Regions from separate parts of the Mus musculus genome. Here region 2 is linked to region 1. Evidence: chromatin loops called from intact Hi-C (ENCODE). Cell type or tissue: heart. All regions are shown on one strand.

Region 1 (8,000 bases):
ACGAAGCTCTTTTTTGTCTAAGACTTTCATTTCCCTTCCTCGCTGTGTCATGTCCGTAGTTTCTGCACTGTGTCTTCAAGTCTGGTCCTCTTTCATCCCTGGCTACATCTAACAGTGGTTGATTTATCCAATGTGTTTTCCACCTGACCCATTATCGTTTCCATCTTTAGATATTTTCCTTGGTTCTTTTTAATGCCTTTCATTTCACTACTTTATTTTTTCAACCAACAGGATACACTTACATCACTATTTAAAGGTTTAGTTTTTCCAGTTAGTTTTAGCACCTCTGTGTTGGGAGCCTGTTTTGATGTTTCTTTTTCTTTTCCTTTTCCGTTTTTTTTTTCTCTTTAAATTTTTTCCTTCCTTTTTTTTGGAGTTATAATTTCCTGCTTCTTTTATGACTGGTAAGTTTATAAAAATTATATTTAGAATGATACAAGGTTAACCTTCGATGCTGATGCTTAGCAGTCCTGTTAGGCAGGGTGAGCTTAGTTCTGTCCTGAGCTTAGTTTTTCTGCCAAGGGCAACCCTTCCGTTTATTTTAGTCACATCTTAGGATGGGCACCTTTTCCTCTCTCTGGTAGTACCAGTTCTTTGTGGCATCTTGGATCCTCAGGAACTGCCATGCCAGTTTTCTCTGGGATGTTTCTGCTCCCCCTGCTAACGAGCACCTTGCTGCTGCCTGTTGCTTTATGTTTGGGCTTTTTGTTTTTCACTTGCCTCTGTCTCTGACTGTCTTTGTTTATAGGAGTCTGCTGAGGGCTGTTGGTTTCCACTTGCTGACGAATATTTCAGTGCATCAGATTAGAACTATGTGTCATATAAAATTGATAACTGTATCTATGTAGCCAGTATCCATTCTCTTAAAAATTATACTTTAAATGATTTCTCTATTTTTCCATTGTTTAAAGTAGAATGGAAAAAAGGTTAGTGATCCTAAGTAGACAGTGAAGACTTCTGACTGATGACCACTTTTGTATTGTAAGAATAAGGTTCTATCTGCCATTCTCTTCTGTGATGTGTGATGTCAGGAAACTGAGTTATTTCATCCCTACCCTTCTATTCTCTCATCTATAAAATATCTATTATAGTTATGCTTTCTCTCATTTCCAATTTCAAGAACACTATAAAGCTCTGGATGAATACATATAACTATTTATATATTCCTCTCTTTATAATGTTGTGTTTTATCATTATTTTAGGGGGTAAACTGAAGAGCTTTCTTACTCCAAAATGTATATCTACTTCATTGAACTTCTGTTTCTATTAAATAATCTAAATGTTTATACAGAACAGGAGAGAAAGACCATATGTCTTTATATAAAGACAGCAAATATTTTTTTCTGTTGTTAATGTTTCTATTTTGTTTGTTTCTTCATTTATTTCTAAAACAGAGTGTAACTATGTGACCCAACCTGCCTTTGTGCCTGATATGTTCAGCTCTGCTGAAATCCATGTTCACTTTAAACACAAGGTTGTTCAGAAAGTGCTGTTCACAGTAAAGTAAGAGCAGGGAGTCCCAGGTACCCATGCAGATTGGTCTTGCTGCTCATAGCTCTACTGTACTTGCATTTCAGAAATCTACAAGAAAGGAATTGCATGTTTGACCATGACTACCTGAAGCTTTTTAGAGGTAGCAAGTGCATTTAAACAGATTTACATGCTATACCATAAATATGTGCACCAAAATATTACAATACACCCCATAATAACTATAATTTTATAACTTCATGTGTCAGTATTTGTCTTAAAACTGCATTTAAATTCAAATAAAGTAGACTATGTTTAACATTTTAAAAAAAAGATTTATTTCTTTATTTTATGTGTATGAGTACACCATTGCTCTCTTCAGACACAGCAGAAGAGGGCATCAGATCCCATTATGGATGGTTGTGAGCCACCATGTGGTTTCTGGGAATTGAACTCAGGATCCCCAGAAGAGCAGTCGGTGCTCTCAACAGCTGAGCCATCTCTCCAGCCCTAACTTTTTTAAAGATCTAGAAAAATATAAAAAAGAAATAAATTTCTACCTTGTTTTATACCTCTTTTCCTGTCTCTACATTTTTTCATTTGATTCAAGCAAAGTGATTTAATGTATATTTGATCTATACTATATCTCCTTTTTCTTAAGGAAAAATTTTTCCTCAGTAAGTTAACAGTTTTATATGTATTTATTTTTACTAAGATGAATCATAGTTTTATTTTACTAAAAGTGGGAAAATATTGTGTTTATCTTCATGAGCCTACTAATCCGATAAACAGTTTAATATGGTCTAAAAATTGGTCAGAGCAACCCTATTTTATTCAGTTAACTATTGAATCGAGTCCTGACCAAATTCCGTGTGTATTTTCTAGAACTTCTGCATCAGAATATCTTTGAATAGGAAGGATCTGAACAGGGTTCCATCCTAGAGAAGGCCAGGTCAGAAAGCAACTGAGTGTACTCGCCCTGGCCTGTGTCCTGAAGATGTGGACAGTAGGGTTTTAATCAGATACTTAGGTAATTCCCCCATCTGAAAAGGTACTCTTCTTAAAGTCAGAATTCCTGTTTTGTAGACTGTATCCATTCTGTAATTTCACTTTTTGTAGAATGCACATGCCATGTTGAGTTGAAACTGTATATACAGGAACACATTTATTCTGTTGCTGGATATCTTTGCTGGCCTCTTTATTGTTCTCAGAAATGTCTCCTTCCTGTGTGTGGAAGTTGTTAATTCTTGCAGATCAGGCTAATCCTTCGTCCCTCTCATGTGTTAGAACAGGGTCTGATTCAGAGGCTGTAGACAACAGGAGGTTAAAGCCAGCGCCCTCTCCCTATAAGAATTACTGGGTTAGCAGAGAAGCACCTCTTAGTTTATTGTACTCTGGGACTTTTCATAGAAAGAGGTGAATATGTTCTTCTCAAGATGAATGCATCAGGTCATTTTTTTTCTTTTTCCTCTCAGGCTAAAATGTTCTATCAGCCCCTTGTTTTGACCTTATAACCATCACCTGTCTCAGCCCATCTTTCCTGATTGGTGCGTCATTCAGCCTGTTCCTTCACTTATGTTTTGAGGATTTGACTCCCCCTGGTGGCTCCTGGCGTCATGAGTCAGGGCTTCTTTTCACTTAGGGTTCTCTTAAAAAGGCTCAAAGAGCAGCGTTCATGTTCCAAATGCTGCAGCAATCTCTTGAGACTTAAGGTAGGTTTTCCAAAGTTTTTAGGAAGTCATTTCCCCTCTAAGAGTTTGCCAAAGGAGACTAGAGTAGACCAATGCTAATTTCGTACATACAGAAGAGACATTCTGAGTTCGTGAATACTAAACGTAATTGGTTTAATTACAAATCATTTGCTAAAAAAAGTTATGTTCTCATCCATAATTAAGAAAGTTTCTTTCATCCTCCTAAAATAGCAGTAATTGTGTTATAAAAAAGGAAACGAAAATGTTTGCATCGAAAAAGAATCCATAAAATGTTTGAAATTGATAGTTTGATGTGGCAATACATTAAATGAGATGATTTCAAAATACATTTAATTTGACAGCGCTCAGAGACAGGCAGTCCTCATCAGCATTCTTCTTTGTGGCTGCTTCAACATAAAAGAATTGTGGCCATTTAGATCTCAGAAATTGTCACTTTCTGTTTTAACTTTTATAGCCCTGCATTTATTTGAAGTGTCAACTTCTATCTCTCATTTTTCTTTTCCTTTCTACCATTAAGTTGAATTAAAGAATGGGTGTGAATGTCTTACGAAGACCCTTCTCTTTAGTTTGAAGAAGAGTTTGTTCTTTCTCTTGTCGTGAAAATGCCTTTTTCATTTAAATTAGAAATAGAACATTGGATAGACTCTTAACAAACTGTCCTATCTAAAAACGTTAGATGATTGCTTCTTATTAGCAATAGTTAATGGAGTTATTTTCCTACCTGCATTTGAAAAGGACCTGCTAACATTCATTGCAATCTCACAGCAAGAGCAGGTTGAAGTTTCCCATTGTTATCTGGGAACCCAGAGGTAAGAGTTCGGGGCTTTGATTTGTTAGGTCTCTTCTGCTTTTGTTTGTTTGTTTGTTTTTTGCGTCCTGAGTCACTCATTTGGTGTCTCTTCCTGTTTTTCAAAGTCTCCCCAATTTCTGTTAACTGATGGGCTGCTGTGTTTTACATGTGTGCCACCCAATAGGACATGACTTAGCCTCCTCCCAGTGGCTTTGGAGGAAGGCAAGGGATGTGGGATGTCCTCAGATCACCAGGGCATATCTCCTAGAAGGTTGTGATACCTCTGTCTCTCAGGATTTCTGCTGCTGGTCCCTGTATTTCCTGCAACACCTGCTCCTTGGAAAGTTGTCCTGGAAACTCTCTCTTTTTTTTTTTTTCTTTTTGTTTTGACTTTTCTCTTTTTTTCATTTTATTAGATATTTTCTTTATTTACATGTCAAATTTTTATCCCCTTTCCTCATTTCCCCTCCGAATACCCCACTAGCCCATTCCCCCTCCCCATGCTCACTAAACCACCCATTTCCACTTCCCTGTCCTGACATTCCCCTACACTGTGGCATCGAGCCTTCACAAGGCCAAGGACCTCTCCTCCCATTGATTCCAGACAAGGCCATCCTCTGATACATATATGGCTGAAGCCTTGAGTCACTCCATGTGTACTCTTTGGTTGATGGTTTAGTCCCTGGGAGGTCTGGGGGTACTGGTTGGTTCATATTGTTGTTCCTGCTATGGGGCTGCAAACTCCTTCAGTTCCTTGAGTTCTTCCTCTAGCTCCTCCACTGGGGACCCTGTGCTCAGTCTAATGGATGGCTGTGAACTTCCACTTCTGTATTTGTCAGGCACTGGCAGAGCCTCTCAGGAGACAGCTATATCAGGCTACTGTCAGCAAGCACTTGTTGGCATCCACAATAGTGTCTGGGTTTGGTAACTGTATATGGGATGGATCACCAGGCAGGACAGTCACTGGATGGCCTTTCCTTCAGTCTCTGCTCCGAACTCTGTCTTTATATCTCCTCTCATAGGCTTTTCTAAGAAGGACTGAAGCATCCACACTTTGGTCTTCCTTTTTCTTGAGCTTCATGTGGTCTGTGAATTGTATCTTGGGTATTCTGAACATCTGGGCTAATATCCAGTTATCAGTGAGTGCATACCATGTAGGCCCAAGAACTAGGGCTGATCTCTCTTTACTTCAGAACTGCTAGCTTTTTATAATTTGTCTTGGCTACTTTGTTGTGATAACATACTAGACTAACATAGGGGGAATTCATGTGAGAGTCTGTGACAAATCATAATAGGATCCCTCTTAGGAAAGTTAATTTTCTTTTTAACATCTTACCATAGGCAGGAGGGTTAAAAACAAAACCAAAAACAAACAAAACCTATAGCTCATATTTGCTCTCTGTATCATACTGACTAAATGTTTTATACTGCTTCTTTATAGAGCAAACTAAACAGAGTAATTCACCATGTTAGTGCAATGCCCCCCGCCCCCCAGGCCAGTCCCAGTTAACAGCACTACAAAGTCTTTGCTCCACCCGACAATTGCCAGAATACACAGCTGTGAGTATTTTAAACACATATTAAAAAGTTTCCAAATGAAGATGGTTTCCCCTCTCTTCCCAGAAAGGAAAGGAAAATGAGCAGTCGCCGGTCACACTTTTTGCTCGGTTGCTAAGCCATAAAATACTGAGTAAGATGCCCTGACACTATGACAATCTGAACAGGACTTTTTGAGGATGCTTAGCCAGGGGTCACTTTATAAGACTGTATAGGGATGGTCTGTCTTTAAGCGTCCTTCGGTAGACATTGACACGAAATGTAATGGAAAAGGAAGTCCAACAGCTTCCATGTGAATTGTGCTTACTCTTATTCTGCTCAAATAATCGTGGATCTAAAGCAGCCGTTCTCAACCGTTCCAATGCTGTGACCCTTTTATATAGTTCCTCATGTTGTGACCCCCAACCATAGAATTATTTTTATTGTTACTTCATAGCTATAATTTTGCTACTTATGAACCATAATGTAGCTATTTAATATGTAGGATATCTGTTATGAGGATCCTGTGAAAAAAGTTGTTTTACCCCCATTGGTTTGCAACCCACAGGCTGAAAACCACTAATCTACTCAAAGCTGATTCACTGAAAACATTTTTAAGTTAGTAATTCACAGCCTTCTCTATTTATTTTTCAAATAGGACCCTAAGTATGTGATTTTGAGACAAGTGAAGGGTTAAAAGGCCAAACATTTTGACTCTTTCTTTCTAAAATGGAACTAGGTGAGATAGGAGGATAAAAAAAAAGCCACAGGTGCACTTTACTAAGTCTCAAAATTTTCAATGAGAATCTCCTGGGTTATTTGTTAGAGCATAGCATTTCTGTGCTGGTGGATCAAAAAAAGATGACTCCTCTAGTGGTTTATGGTCTATGTATACAGCACTGCCCCTTGCTGTTTTGTTTTAGTGTGTATATGTGTACATGTGTACAACACTGCCCCTTGGTGGCTTATGTGTCCATGTGTACAATACTGATCCTTGCTTTTGTGTCTAAATATACACAGCACCACCCTTTTATTATTTATATATTCTGTTCATAGTATTGAGTCTTGATGGCTTATGTTTCAATGTACACAACACTGCTCTTTGTTGCACTGTGTGTCCACATGCACAGCATTGCCCCTTTTTGGCCCATGGTTTTTGCACAATATTGTCCCTGGTTCTTGCTGGTTTATGTATCTATGTGCTAAGTCTGTTGCTGGTGGTTTATATGTCCATGTGCACAGCACACATTTTGCTGGTATTTCTGTCCATGTACCCAATATACTGACCCTTAATTGTTTTGTAAAGATCATTTTTCTCTCTCGTAAGTCAGCCATTCACTATAAATAATGTGCGCAGCTCCCTTGGTCTTCTCTGAGACACTAGAGAACCATCATGTGTGTGAGTATGAATCTTAGAATGCAAATAAAATGCTCCCTATATAGCAGGCCTGGCTATTGTCTCTGAGCAGAAGCTATAGTATAGACACAGGATAATGCTCATTCAGTGGGTTTCCCCCTTCCTGTCACATTACCACTCTGCATTTTGCTTTTATGGCAAATTGGATTTATAAATGTCTGCAATTATAAAACATATCTTTAATTCAGTGACTTCAGGGTGATTTCTGTCTTCTCTTTTCATTTCATTGAATCTTATATCAAGTTAAAGCTGACTTGAGAAGCAGGCTTGGGCAAAGTGCAATTTTGCATAATTGGATTCTATGGGAAAGATGAATCTAGAAACCAAGTGTGCAGCACGTTCCCTGCATTCTTGTTAAGTAACCTTTAGCAGCTCTCGGTGGAAATGCCTCAGTGGTTTTTCTCCATCTTCAGCTGGGCAGCTACAGGTCTCCATCTCTATTAACCCCTGGCTTTCCTTTTGGTGTCTGTCTTTCTGAGTGTCTTGTTCTCCTCCTGCCTTTCTGCCTTATGTTAAGCTACTTTGCAACATAATAAGTTAATGGTGTTTAGAATTACTTTGGAGATAAGGAGATGACTTTTTATGCATGTGTTCAGAAATGGGTGTTTTGAGTATGTTTCATTGTGGCAGGGGTGGGGGGAGGAGGGGAGGGGCTGGGGAGGTTTCCTTCCAAAGCAAAAAAGGGAAAAATGTAAGTTTCCCAGAAGTAAAGGTCAAGAGACATGGAACAACTATTTTATTATTTGCTTTCAAAACAGAGAGAGTATGATTTATGTCAGCTAGAAGCTTATGTCATAGTTGTGCAGGTGCTGCTGTGGAGTGTGACCCCCCTCTAATCCCCATAACGACACCGGGCATTGACCACATTAGCTTTGTAGTTACCGACGACTGCCTTCCCCGGGGCCTTCTGGTTTCTAAATCCAGCCACCTGGCTAGCAGGCCAGCCAGTGCTTGATGCAAGAACATTGTTTTCTCAGTATAGCCTGAAATTCATTTTGTGTATTTTGTGTACATGGCTTTTATGTGACTGTTTATGATGATACCTCTGTGGTTCCATTGGAAGTCACCAGGCATA
Region 2 (8,000 bases), 350 kb before region 1:
AGTTCAGTACAGAAGAAGGCATCGGATCCCTTAGAGACTTAGACTGTGTAAGCCACCTGATAGCAGTAATAAAAAACAAACTCAGATTTTCTACAAGATCAGTACTCTCTTAACTGCTGACCCAGATCTCTAGCCTTCCTAGTCACATTCTTAATAGTCCGGTCATAGACACATCTGCAGGGCACCCATGAGAAGGGTACATGATGTTTATACAACATGTACCATGTGCCTATCACGAGGCTAGGCATTTACTTTTTATCATCTCATGGAATCTTCAAATTTATGACTCATGACATATCCATGTATATACATATGTGCTAATTGATTCCTTAATTGAAAGACAGCAGATTGTAAGTATATACTTTTCTTACATTTCCTTATGTATAGACTGGACAGTCATCTTATTGGTATGACTTCACAAAGACTAAAGATTTCATTTAAGCATGCGGTATTGACATAGAATTTACTTATCACCTGCTTCCGATAGAAAATAGCCTTTGTACTCTGCAGATTAACTTACTTTTCATAAGGCCTAGCAAAAAATTTAATCTGATGGTGAGTAGATGTTATCTAGAGTCAGGAATTATCAGAATGAGAAATTGGAAGAGATTAAACAGGGAAAAGGCGGGGCCCAGAGTTCAGCATCTTTATCAGTTCAAGTGGCAGTCAACCAAAGTTGTAATTGGGTTAGAAAAGACATAGTAATTGGCATAAAAGAAAAGGCAATCTTAGAAAAGGAAAAGATTCACCTTGCATTTGAATCGTGACACTGGTTAGAGGGAGAAAAGGGAACATGTGTGGCCAGGGACCACAGAACCACACAAGTTATAGAATCTGGGATTTAAATGGAATTCCAGCTTCATTTTTTCCCTTTTTCCCCCCCTTTTTTTCTTTGTGTGTAAAATCACATGCATATGTGTGGGGAACAACAACAAACAAAATCAACCTAAGATCACATTTCTCAGGAGCCATCCACCTTGAGTTTTAAGACAAGGTCTCCAATTTGTGGAGGCTGGCTGGCTAGCAAGTCCTGGGGATTTGCAAGGCAAGCACTTTACTGATGGCGTCTCCCCAGCCCTGAAATCCCAGATTCCCTAATCCACAGCCTTGCTGGCATCGCTCAGTTTTGCAGTGATGGAATAATCTGAGTGCTTGGTGCTTTGTTACTATCCCTGGTTGGGCTGGCTTTCCAGAATCCTTTTGGAGCACCCTTGAGCTAGGCTTGCTTATGGTTTTTTTATTTTTTATTTTGATTTTGTTTTGTTTTGTTTCGAGATTTATGGCTGAAAAGAAAAGTCGGCTGACTGCAGAGGCCTGGTAGCAGCATTGCCTGGTAAGTGGTCTGCTCTGGAGTAGTTGTGGAGTTCAGATTCCAACCTCACTGCTCGTTGACTGTGCTCTTTTGAGAATGACTCAACTCTGTGCACAGGTTCCTTTATTTGTAGGATAGGAATTATAACATCTTGCTCTGGGAACTTTTTTCTTCTAAGATGAAATGAGATAGAACTGTAAGTGTGTGGACTATTGCCTCTCCCACAGTAAGTATCTATGCCAGGCTGTACGATTTCATCATAAACGGCAGGAAACTGCTAGGCAAGCTGACTTAGTGAATGAGGCACAATAGTAAAGTACATGGAGTGAGCGAAGGCAGTGTAACCATGTAGAAATACCTAGGGGGAGACGGGTGCCAGTTTTGCCTGTTCTGCTGCGGTTTGAGGCAGTTGGAATACAGGAGTATTACAGATGGTGAAAACTATAGAAGGGGTAAACGTAGGAGAAACAAGGGCAACAGGAAGACATAGTGGGCCTTCTCCTCTGCTCTTTGGTCACGCCCACTTGACAAACCACAACAGGAATGGGAAGCAGCAGGGGGAGCAGCAGCCTCTCAGGACTCCCGGTAATTTTTTTTCTCTTTTTTTTTATTAGGTATTTTCCTCGTTTACATTTTCAATGCTATCCCAAAAGTCCCCCATACCCACCCCCCCACACTCCCCTACCCACCCACTCCCCCTTTTTGGCCCTGGCGTTCCCCTGTACTGGGGCATATAAAGTTTGCAAGTCCAATGGGCCTCTATTTGCAGTGATGGCCGACTAGGCCATCTTTTGATACATATGCAGCTAAAGACAAGAGCTCCCGGGTACTGGTTAGTTCATATTGTTGTTCCACCTATAGGGTTGCAGATCCCTTTAGCTCCTTGGGTACTTTCTCCAGCTCCTCCATTGGGGGCCCTGTGATCCATCCAATAGCTGACTGTGAGCATCCACTTCTGTGTTTGCTAGACCCCGGCATAGTCTCACAAGAGACAGCTCTATCTGGGTCCTTTCAGCAAAATCTTGCTAGTGTATGCAATGGTGTCAGCGTTTGGAAGCTGATTATGGGATGGGTCCCTGGATATGGCAATTACTAGATGGTCCATCCTTTCGTCACAGCTCCAAATTTTGTCTCTGTAACTCCTTCCATGGGTGTTTTGTTCCCAATTCTAAGAAGGGGCAAAGTGTCCACACTTTGGTCTTCGTTCTTCTTGAGTTTCATGTGTTTTGCAAATTGTATCTTATATCTTGGGTATCCTAAGTTTCTGGGCTAATATCCACTTATCAGTGAGTACATATTGTGCGAGTTCATTTGTGATTGGGTTACCTCACTCAGGATGATGCCCTCCAGGTCCATCCATTTGCTTAGGAATTTCATAAACTCATTCTTTTTAATAGCTGAGTAGTACTCCATTGTGTAAATGTATCACATTTTCTGTATCCATTCCTCTGTTGAGAGGCATCTGTGGGATTGCAAGCTTGTACAACCACTCTGGAAATCAGTCTGGCGGTTCCTCAGAAAATTGGACATAGTACTACCGGAGGATCCCGCAATACCTCTCCTGGGCATATATCCAGAAAATGTCCCAACCGTTAAGAAGGACACATGCTCCACTATGTTCATAGCAGCCTTATTTATAATAGACTCCCGGTAATTTTATACCCTCTAAAGAGTCCTCAGAATTCCAAGCAGGAACTACCTCTAGCTGGCAGAATCACACCCTTGCCAGAGCACCAGACGAAGCACAGATAGCTGCTGTGGATACTCTAGAGGAAGCAGCCTCATCTTCCACACCTGGGATTAAAGCAAAAACATATGCACATAACATAGATAAGGGCAAGGGAAAGACAGCATGTGTCCATGTGTCTTCTCAAATAGAGAATATAGATGTAAACATGTGATGTGAAAGCTACGTGGGTGGAGGCGTGGCATGCTACTGGGATTAAAGGAGGGGGAACCAGAGGCTGGGAGAAGGGAGACAAGCAAGGGTAAGGAGGGTGAATAAATGTAAGCTTATTACTCTATAAATCACTGCTGATTTACACATATGAAATTCTCATAATTAAGTCATTATTTTGTATTCTAATGAAAATAAAGAGGTGGGACCAGGTTGGGTATAATTCAGCTCCCAGGCCATTGGTTACTGATCAATGGAGATAATAATGGAGAGAGGGGAAAGGCTTGTTAGAGTTTTATGGGAGAGAATGAGCCTAATAAACTTGTGGGCGGAGGGCATGAGAATGAGGAAGTAGTCAGGTAGGAAAGAAATGGGCCATTACATGAGGCATAAAAAGTCAACAAGCCATTTCCCTCTCCCTCGCAGCCTTATAGATATCATTTAGGTGCATGGCCAGAGTAAAAGGTTACCCAGGTGGCAGACACACACACCTCAGGATTCTGTAATTCATGCAAGAGGAACTAGCTGACTTCCATAGTCTCAGCTCAGACACCTTATACCTAGAGAAAGGTGAGGCTGGACCCACCGGCCTGTGGGACGTTAAGACAAAGGAAGATATTTCCACTCTGTGATTAGGTAAATGTTTGGGGGTGGAAACAGCTGTTCACCATTTGTCACGCCATGTGTATTTTCTTCTGGTTCCTATGCTAATTTCAGGGGATCAACTAAGGGTGTGTTTTTAGAGAAACCTAGATAAGGGAGTGAGGTATCAGCTGTCCAGACCGTAGCACTTCATTAAAACTGCCCAGTTCATAGATTTGGACATCGATCCCATCACGCCCTGGAAGCCTCTGGTGTGCGAATGTAAGAAACAGCAAAAGCAATAACAGAGTGTGCTGAAAGTCTTCCAGAGATTTATACCATGAACCATTCCAACTAACTTGTCCTTTGGTGTAGTATCTTTATTTGCTAGTATTTAAACAATTCCCCAGAGATTATTGTTAAAAACAACCGATAAATCATAGCCTTTTGACTCTCATAGACCCATGCTCCTTTTAGTAGACCTTCAAACCTACAGAGACAGGATACAGATACAGGATAGACTGAGTGAAGGACTTCCAAGCATATGTTAAAAGTGAGACAGCTGAGCTGGAGACCCCTCAGGCTGATCCGCTGGCCTTGATACTTCATGTTGAGCCGAATTCCCATCTCAACTCTAGGTGGCAGTTTACTCCATGGTTTCTTAAGCTGTTTAAACAGGCAATAGATTCATTCACAGTTTTTTCCATGAATGCATAATTTTGTGTAAAAATTAGTTCCTGGCTCTTGGGATCTGTTAAAAATAGATCTGATTTTCAGAATAAAATCATGGCTCAAGGTACAGGTTTTCCATGTATCTTGCCATTCTTGATTGCATCGACTGAATAGGATAAAGCAGACAAGAACAGATAGAGATGAAGGTTTTAACTATCTTTTTTTAAAAGAATGTAATCCGCTTTAGCATGGCAATAGTTCTCTGTCAAAGTTGTGCTCCCATCATGCAGAAGAGAACGCATCCTGAATGATCCCTGTGAATATGTAATGTTCACCAAATCAAGGTTATGCGGGACTCTTAGTGCTCTGAGACTAGTTAGAGTATAGACTTAATTGAAGGAAAATTGTTCTACAAACAGACAAACCAAAATGAGGATTATGTATACCTGTGTTTCTTTGCATCTTTTTTTTTTTTAACCTACATAGTCAAAGTTAGAGTTTAGATAGATTCAAGAATGGTGCTACACCTTTCAAAACAACGCTTCCTCACAGCGCTTGCACCGAAACACACTGGCATGGGATGTACTGTTTTATTTTTATAAGGGACTTAAAAGTAGGATATGCAAGAAGATAGCTCTTTAGCACCTTTAGGAGAAAATGCAAGCAGGGCACACCAGGCTCCTGAGTGCGCCCAGAAATCAGAACACTGAATTCTGAAGTAGCACAAATAGCCTGTACCTGGCCCACAGGTGAGTCTGCACTCTCCACATCTCTGTTTATATGTTTGTCCACACAGAGACCCTGGTGGTATAAGCGTTCCCTGTCCAATACAAGGTAATACCATAGATTACCAACACAGTCTATAGGCTTCCATTCTATAAGTAGTTGTTTACATGAATAAAGCAGACACTGTTCCCTATAGCTGTCTCTGGACAGGTTTATCTCCATGCCCTTTACCAACCCATGGGCATTGCGGTCTGGTCCCAGGAGCCCCAGGAATGCCGGCAAAGCAGATACCACAAGAACTTTTCACTTCAGATTTCTTTCATTTTTAGTATCAGCAGAAGAAAAAAAAATGCATAAAGGATTTAAACTTTGCCTCAAAGATAGGATTTCTTTAAAAAGAAGCTAAAAATACAATCCTGTGTCTTTTTGAGTGAGAAACAAGATTATGTTTGTGCCCAGCGCCTGGTACATGGTATCCCGCAGTTCTCACTGCTCTGCATTTTATAAATGGTCCACCGAGAACCTCAAAGACCCTGGCTAATGTGTCAAATACCTAAGAAGCTGTTATTTGGAATTTGCTTGCTTGGGCTTGTCCTATTCCTACGCCCTCCTCTGTTTTTAGGAACACTAAGAATCTGTACATCAGAGGGCACCATCATTTAAATGAAGAGACATCCTACAGAATGAAAAAAAATCTTTATAAGCAAGACACCTGTTAGAGGATTTGTAGCTAGAATATACAAAAAACTGAGAAAACCCTACTCATCAATAAAACAAACAGCAAGTTGTCTAAACTTTCTGTTTAGTTCACTCGCAGAACTAAACAGAAAGTTCTCAAAAGATGAAACACAAATGACCAAGGAGCACTTTTGAAAATGTTCAACATTCTTATGCGTCACCCACCTTAGCTGGATGCTGTCATGGATGTAGAAAAGGGGAACATTTATTCGATGCTGGTGGGAGTGCAAACTGTTGTAGCCACTATGGAAATCAATGAGAAGATTTCTCCAAAAGCTGAAAATAGATCTATCTTGTGGTCAAGCTATACCGCTCTTGGGAATGCACACAAAAGACCCTTCACCCACGTCCACTGCTGCTTCATTCACTACAACTGTACTTTTGGGTACTTTATTGGGTTCTTTTCCCTACCACCCTTCTCCACTCTAGTCCCTTCCTTCACCCCAACACTAGGTAGGTGAGAAAGAAGGTTAGGGGGGAAGGAGGCATCAATCTTGTTAGAATACTTCCTGCTGATTAGTGTCCTGTTCCTTGGGGCAAGTCCAGTCTTCATTGTCAGGATACCCTCCTCCTTCTTCTCTGCTCTTTGGTCACGCCCACTTGACAAACCACAACAGGAATGAGAAGCAGCAGGGGGAACAGCAGCCTCTCAGGACTCTGGCATTTCTATACCCTCTAAAGAGTCCTCAGAATTCCAAGCAGGAACTACCTCCAGCTGGCAGAATCACACCCTTGCCAGAGCACCAGACAAAGCACAGATAGCCGCTGTGGATACTCTGAAGCAGCCTCATCTTCCACACCTGGGATTAAAACAAAAACATATGCACAAAACATAATGGGGCTTTTAAAAGAAACCACAATTCTCACTGCAATTCACAACATACAGGAGATGGAGATAGCCTAGATGTTCATCAATTGATGAATACATCAAGAAAATGTGGTACACTTACACAATGGAATATTATTCAGCTATTAAAATGGAATTATGAAAGTCACAGGCAAATTAATGGAGCTAAACAATGTCATTCTGAGTGAAGTAATCCAGACCCAGAAGGATGAACATTCTGTGTTTTTCTCTCATTTGTGGATATTGACTTCAGACCTGTGTTTTCCATTTGGAATATTCATAGAGGTCAAGAAGTTAGTAAGGGGCTCTGTATGTGGGACGTCTTAGGAAGAGAGAACACACTAGTACTAAATGTTAAAGAGGAATAATAGAACAGAAAGGGAGAATTTAGGTGGGGCCTGGAAGGACAGCAGAAAGTAGGAAATATGTCAATGGATAATTAACACTGAAGACATTCCTAAAAAGTCAAATGGAAACATATAACTGAAAAAGATTCCTAAAATATATACATACATATACAGAGAGCTTAGATGGAGTTACCCTAAAACAAGGCAACAATGTTCCTATTAGATAAGACAGACTGACAAATAACTAAGCCAGGGATTGGTTGCCTCTTTTGGAGTTGTTGGCCATTGAGAGTCTCTAGATTCCTCCAAAAATTATAGACCATGGTAGCCTATAGAGGCTATAATTATAGCCTCCAGAACTTGATGCTAAGACCCTAATGTTGAAGACACCATATACTTACATCACAGAACACAGAGAAATCAAGCTTGCTACCCACCTGGAAACTTCATATTGACTGGCTAGTTTTCATAATGTCGGAAGGTGCTCTACGTGTTACTAGAGGAGGAAACTAATCACCTAGCTGTGGAGCTTACAAACTACAACAATGACCTGCTTGGCAAGACATTCCCGCTGGTGCAACAGTGGCAAGAACATTGTGGGAATAATTCATGACTTACTGATTAGACCTTAAGCCCTCTTTACAAGATGAAACCTATCTCTGGTATCAATTTAAAGCCAACAACCTATGGCTAGACAAGTCCTAGGCCCTAGGGGAAAAGCTATTATTATTACTCTGCTAAATGGGCAGAGTGTCAAGCCAACTCCCAATGACTTATAGATCAATACATCTATAAAACCCCACCAGAAGAGATTTTATTTTGTTGTAAACGGCAATTAACACAGAGATTCACCACTGAGTCTCGTATCCTTTCTTTCAA

What was found. Peaks named below come from ENCODE experiments on the same cell type or tissue, not always from the same donor. Only the 100,000 strongest peaks of a DNase experiment are listed, where the experiment ranks them.
Region 2: a loop joins it to region 1, with 12 times the contacts of the local background. A loop is called at or near these places in 15 of 42 quality-filtered maps.

Annotation. Positions count from the first base shown.
Region 1 is chr12:34,660,021-34,668,020 of GRCm38, reverse strand. All of the region lies in intron 3 of Hdac9 (histone deacetylase 9), which reads left to right. Among named protein-coding and RNA genes, the nearest start is that of Gm46347, 120 kb to the left of the region's middle. In heart, a CTCF peak has its summit at 6,475 (motif pointing left); a DNase peak (open chromatin) is centred at 3,050.
Region 2 is chr12:35,012,672-35,020,671 of GRCm38, reverse strand. It overlaps Gm40385 (a long non-coding RNA gene), which reads left to right. Exons shown (of 4, transcript XR_872675.1): 2 at 1,276-1,333. Among named protein-coding and RNA genes, the nearest start is that of Gm40385, 4.9 kb to the left of the region's middle. In heart, a CTCF peak has its summit at 4,430; no DNase peak of the experiment used is centred here.